Linked DNA regions of Homo sapiens: region 1 is linked to region 2. The links are chromatin contacts, found by Hi-C or POLR2A ChIA-PET in ENCODE. All regions are on one chromosome and are shown on one strand. Each heading gives the region's core, a stretch centred on a gene start or an enhancer-like site at or near the end of the contact. The rest is flanking DNA. Distances are from core to core; before and after follow the strand shown.

Evidence for each region. A loop is a pair of places that touch in the nucleus more often than their neighbours do. ChIA-PET counts read pairs that join two places held with the same protein, here RNA polymerase II (POLR2A). Pooled maps may share reads with other maps.
Region 1: a pooled map shows a loop between it and region 2 (2.3-fold over the local background). The contact joins the promoter of SAP30BP-AS1 here to the promoter of MIF4GD in region 2. A Hi-C loop is called at or near these places in 5 of 50 pooled maps. POLR2A ChIA-PET finds 5 or more read pairs at or near these places in 4 of 52 experiments (BJ, Caco-2, Panc1 and 1 more).

The regions. Positions count from the first base shown.
Region 1 is chr17:75,683,511-75,686,404 of GRCh38, reverse strand. SAP30BP-AS1 (SAP30BP antisense RNA 1) reads left to right here and starts at 1,606. Exons shown (of 2, transcript NR_186496.1): 1 at 1,606-1,940; 2 at 2,627-2,862. The region is part of intron 3 of SAP30BP (SAP30 binding protein); the gene reads right to left.
Region 2 is chr17:75,269,725-75,272,633 of GRCh38, reverse strand. MIF4GD (MIF4G domain containing) reads left to right here and starts at 1,403. Exons shown (of 6, transcript NM_001370592.1): 1 at 1,403-1,490; 2 at 2,389-2,520. The coding sequence starts at 2,439. It overlaps MIF4GD-DT (MIF4GD divergent transcript), which reads right to left and starts at 1,335. Exons shown (of 1, transcript NR_036520.1): 1 at 1-1,335. RefSeq lists silencers at 1-26, 997-1,656, 1,767-1,836 and an enhancer at 1-488.

The sequences.
Region 1 (2,894 bases), core at 357-2,856, 410 kb before region 2:
AGCTGGGACTATAGGCGCCCGCCACCACGCCTGGCTAATTTTTGTATTTTTAGTAGAGACGGGGTTTCACCTCGTTAGCCAGGATGGTCTCGATCTCCTGACCTCGTGATCTGCCTGCCTCAGCCTCCCAAAGTGCTGAGATTACAGGCGTGAGCCACTGCGCCCGGCCCCAACCACAGAAGGTTTCTATAGGAATGGGTGAAACAGGAGTTTGCCAAGACTTATTAAGCCGGCTATAGAATTGGCCTTGTAGACTGAAGACAAGGTAGGGAGGAGGAAGGGAAACAGTTTCTCTATTTGAAAAATCTGGCTAAATTTACAAAGCCCACGTGACTCAGCACGGCTCCTGATGTTGTTACATGGAACATGTTACAACCAACTAGACTTCAATGTAAATGCAGGGAGCTATTTCCAAGGGGGACTTTTGTTATCCGACTATTCCAAGTACAATCTACATTTGATTCAAGACACTTCAAGATTTTTGGTTTCTTGAAAGTTACAGAAGATGGTCAGAGAGGGCCATTCCCTTTTTGTCTTATCCCCAGAGTGTCAGGAACGGGTGTATCTAGGTCCAGAGTTTGCCTCACACCAAGGATCTGAGTCAAGCTCTTGGTGGTGAGGCCAGGACAGGCTTTTTCCCTTCAAGGCTTCCCACAAGAACAGTATCTCTGTGCTTTAGGTTGATATATTTGGGGGGTTGGGGGGAGCCTGGAGACAGACAAGGACAAAAGAGACAGCTTTGTGAGGTTGAGAATGCAAGTCTGGAAGGCACACAACTCTACATGGCTACCAAATTACAAAAGCATTCCATCTGAGAGGCTGGCCGACAAGCTGAGGAGTTAGTTACATCAACATCTCAGGCAAATATACTCGCAGTCCCTGAAAGTCAGGGTGACAGAAATGCAAACTGGTCATCATCGACACCGGTAGGAAGGGGACTGAGTTACTTAGAGGGCCAAAAAGAAGGCAAGCATCTTTGAAGCACAGCCCAGAAAATATTTACCTAACTCCAAAGTTAGGAATAGAAATGAGCAAAATCCTATTGAACCCAGAAATCACACAGCAGCATTTCAGGAGACATGGATGAAAATACAGAACGAAGGTCGGAAGTGCTGGATCCCTAAGGACAGGCAGTCCTCTGTATCATATAATTTCAAAGAAATGAGTCCCAGATGGGGAAGGAGGGGCCCAGCCACACCTCAGTTAGCAATCCATGGCATCTGGCCCGAAGGGAAGGAGGTATGTTGGGGCTTGCACGGCTGATGGGAGGGTGTACCAGACACGCGGTGGCTCCCTGTGGGCTGTGGAACCACAGGAGTGAGGTGGGGCTTCTGGGAGTCTCAGCTTCAGGTTACTTGGATCAACTGCCATCAAGAAGGCCCCTCTGGCAGTGCAATGGAGCCAAGGAGGGGTCAGAGGGAGAATAATGGTCATTGTTCCCCTTTGCATGAGATCACAACTTCCAACAACTACCAGCGCTTCTACCAGCAGTGTTCAGCTTATGATGTAGTGAGGCCTTCCTTGGAAGGTGGCAGGACAAAGCCAAAGCAGGCTTGGATTTCCTTCCCTTGCGACAATTGAAGAGTGACTTTCATGGCCTGCCTGCCTTTCTGACTCCTGCTCAGATCCGGTTATCACCCAGCAGGCCCCTAGAACCCCCAGAACCCTAGACCTCAGGCTGGGGTAGGTTCTTCCCAGCACAGCCACTCCACGAGCTTCTGGAAATTCCATGTCTCCCAGCTGTGCAAGGCAACCCTAGTGTTGTTGAGGAAAAGCCTAAAGAAGACCATCCATCGTGTTGAGCGCAGGGAAGTGCCGAATGCTACGTAGGCTTGGGCATTCTCAATAGTTCAAGGCCCACATTACAACTTCCAAGAGAAGGGTGGTGGATGGCTCACAAACCAGCAATGGTCAAGGGCCATTTCCTTCTCTGGTCCTGGGTGAGTCATACTGTAATTTTGTTCCCTTCTAATCAGCACTCAAAAGATTACAGGGTATGGGAGATAGAACACAGGGGCAGGTGGACTAATAAAACAGGATGGAAGGATGAAGCATATACTCTCCCACTCACATAGCACCCCACATGACACCCTAAACGTAGAACCCACTACAAGCTAACCTACACTATTCAAGTCTCACAATAACCCTATGAGGTAGACATTATTATTTCCATTTTGCACACGAGTAAACTGAGGTAAAACACAATGAAGCAGCTCACCCAATAAATGGCAATGTTGAAATTCAAGGCCAAATCTGTTTGGCTCAAAAGCCCAGTTATCCAGTTATTCCCAACTTCCCACCTTCTCCCTCTAGACTAAGAGGCTGCAAAGGGTAGCGGTTTCTAGGAAGCTGTTGGTTCAACCACTGGGTAAGCCAACAGTGAAGACCAAGAAGGAAAAGCACCCCTCCAGGAATGATTCTCTAGCAGGTCAGAGTGAAGCAGGTATTAAAACCCTGGACTTAAGGGAAGACAGCCAGAATTATTATCTTTCACCTATGACGATCAGGGGAAACAGCTCTAGAGTCCATGGGGCCCCAGTGAGTCACATCTGAGTTAACTTGTTTGAAAGGGTTGGTCCTGCAGGCTTAATCACACAAACCGTGGGTGCTACCTCCCTGTCCTTAGCCTAGAGACTTCCTGGGGACTCACAGAAAAAATGCTACCAAATCCTGAACTCTACCCAGCTCTTCTCCCTTCCTGGGGGAACAACCATGTGGACTTCCAATAAGAACACGAGCTTAAAGAACGAGTTATTCCTTCTGACCCAAGTAAAGCACATGGCCCATTTCCTGTTCACCAGAGAACTTCATTAGAGGGAAACTGCAGACATAGCATTCAATTATAAAAACCTATTCAGATTTTGCTAGTGTAACGTGCTTATTTCTGGATTTAA
Region 2 (2,909 bases), core at 154-2,653:
TCACCCAGAGCTGGGTCAGCCTTGCTGGGTGAGGAGCTATCAGCAGGACAGGTGGCATCAGCGCCCACTGCCTGCTCCTCAGTGCAGAGCATGCTGCGGGTGCATCCTCCCCTGTAGCCCCAGAAGGGCCGTGGCTCTGAAGCAGCCCACTGATGGGGATGGCAGAAGGAAGGGGCGGGCACGTAGCCTGGTGAGGGCACAGCTGGTGCCTGGGGTGTTACCAGAGCAGAGGGACACCCACAGGCGGAGAGGCAGAGGAGAAACCAGTTCCAGGCTGAGGGGAGGTCTCCAGAACATGACCTCCACCCTTCCCTCCATCTGCCCGGCCTGTAGGGTTGCTCCGACCTGGGAAGCCCTCCATTCTGCCTCCCTCTCCAGCCTTGGAAAGAGGCACCCACTGGGAGCCGGCGCTGGCCCTGGCCCTGGCGTGTGGGTCCTGGGCTCCTCCTCGCACCATCCTTCCCTGCCTCTGGTCTGGGATTTTGGGGTCTGTCTGGGCCCTGAATGCTGGGGCTTCCTGGCTCTGGGCTGCTGGTTCCCAAGGTCCAGGCTGCGGCGGGGGCCACGAGGATGCAGCTGCCTGAATGCATTTTTTATGAAATTCCGTTAAAGTTTCTTCTCTTCATCTTTCCTGCCCATTGGTTTCTTTTGCTGCAGCTGAGCGTTCTCTTCCTCCTCCGTTTTCGGTGACCACTTTGGCGGTTCTTTTAAAAGGAGGCGAGAACGCGGGCAGCGCCGGCAGCGCTCCTCCCGGTCGCGCGGCAGGAGCGGCGGCAGTTCTTCCCCCACTTCTAGGTGCCCTCCTGTCACCCAGGGCAGACGCCGGGCGGTGGGGTCCGCGCCACTTCAGGGGCATTCGCAACAACCGACGGCCGCGAGTTGCCAATGGGGCCCCTTTCTCGGGGCTGCCCCTATGACCTGAAACTCGCTTCGCCCATGTCCTCCTTGGAGCGGGAGAGGGTTGTGGCTGGCCCCGGCCCTGCAGCCCCTGCCTTCTCTACCTGGGTTGGGGGAGCGGGGAAAGTGGTGCGACCAGGGCTGATGCTGTTCCTCCTGCCACCAGGTCCCCACCACGCGCTCTGCAGGCTCTTCCCACGCCGCGCAGCCCAGCGGTGTCTCCCGGCCCAGTGCACCTGAGCTCCGGGGAGGGCTGGGTGCGGGGCCACGCGCAAGATCGAGGTGCCGGCGGGTCCGGCGTGGGCCCGGACACGGCCCAGGCGCACCGGGTGAAGGGGTGACGAGCCAAGCGAGTTCCGCTTGCGGCTGGGTGGCAGCGTCGCAGGGTCCCACGCAGGCGGCGCGGCTTCCGGGGCGGCCTGGAGGCCAGGGCAGTGCCCCGGGGGCCCGGCAGGTGGCGCGGGCGAGCCGACCCTTCCCCGGCGCCGCGCGAGGAGATGAGCTCACGGCGGGCCCCGCAGCGCCGGACGCTGGTTGCGCGCTCCCAGGCGCCGAGCGGCCCCGGGCACGCGCGCGCGCCACCGGCCCGGCAGGTGGGTCCCGGCTCCCACGCCGCCTCTCCCGCCCGCGGGACCCTGGGCCGTGGGCTCCGCAGCCCGCCCTGTGCCTCCGGGAGGGGCGTTCCGGGCGCGGGGGGAACGGCCGAGGGCTGGAGACCCTAAAGGCGCCTCCTACGGCCAGAGGGGAGCCTCCGGCGGGAGCCACCTCTCCGGGGCGCATCATCCTGCCCCCCAGTAAGAGGAAGGCTCCAGAATGGAGCTCAGGAATTAGGAGTCTCGAGTGCGTAGGGCCGGGTTACTGCCACTCGGGAGCCGATCCGACCAGCCTGTCCCAGGGAGAAGCTGGCACGGGTCTGGGGAGTTCAGGCTGCTCCCGGCAGGGGCGGCGGACAGGGCGCCTGCGTCCCCACCCACGCAGGCCGGCCCCATCCGGGGGATGCAGCGGCGGGTGTTGAGACCGAAGGACTCGGCGAAAGCCAGAAAGAGAGGGTTGGGGAGAGGGGCTCGGAGACCTGCTGGGGACAGAGTCGCACCGCTTGGAGTTCCCAGCCTGGCCCTCACCCGGCATCTTCCTGGGCCAGCAACGTCAGGCCGGTTTATTTAAGCAACTGTAACGTCCGCCCGCACACACCCTGCCCCAGTCTACTCCTGCCTCCTGCTGGGACTGGAGGGTGGGCGCTTTCCTGCTTCAGCTTCTCGCTCTTGTGTAATCCCACAAGCGAGGGATTTCTAAACTGAGCAGCAGGTGCCTGGCTGATGCCCAGTCCCCACCAGAAGCCAAGCCTGGTGGGCCTTCAGCCAACCACCGCACGCCACGGACCGCCCAGGAGTCCCTGTCCCGAGCGCGCCGTCAGCCCCGTCCAGGGCCTGCAGGACGGAACCCGCCCTGCGCTCCACACCTGAGGCCGCTCCCTTCGCCTCTTCTCCTCAGGTGCTGTCCTTATTCCCAGCCCAGTCAAGAGCTACCGGGGCTGGCTAGTCATGGGGGAGCCCAGTAGAGAGGAGTATAAAATCCAGTCCTTTGATGCAGAGACCCAGCAGCTGCTGAAGACAGCACTCAAAGGTGAGCACGGGACCCCTCCTGAGCTGGGGTCAGGAGCTACAGAGAAGGGCCCCTGTGGGCAGCACCAGAGGCTGAGCCTGGTGAATGCCTCCACCCCTCCCCTCATTCTCTGACGATAGGAGTCGGCAACGTAATTCTTGAACTGGAAGACAAGCTACATTGAGGCCATTATTTTGGAGTATGAATCACAGTCACCTCTCAGACTGTAAAGACTGTTTTAAAAGTTTAACCATAGGGCTAGGCGCAGTGGCTCATGTCTGTAGTTCCAGCACTTTGGAAAGCCAAGGTGGGCAGATTGCTTGAGTCCAGGAGTTCAAGACCAGTCCCGGAAACATGGTGTAAACCCCATCTCTACAAAAAAAAAAAAAAAAAGAAAGAAAAGAAAAATT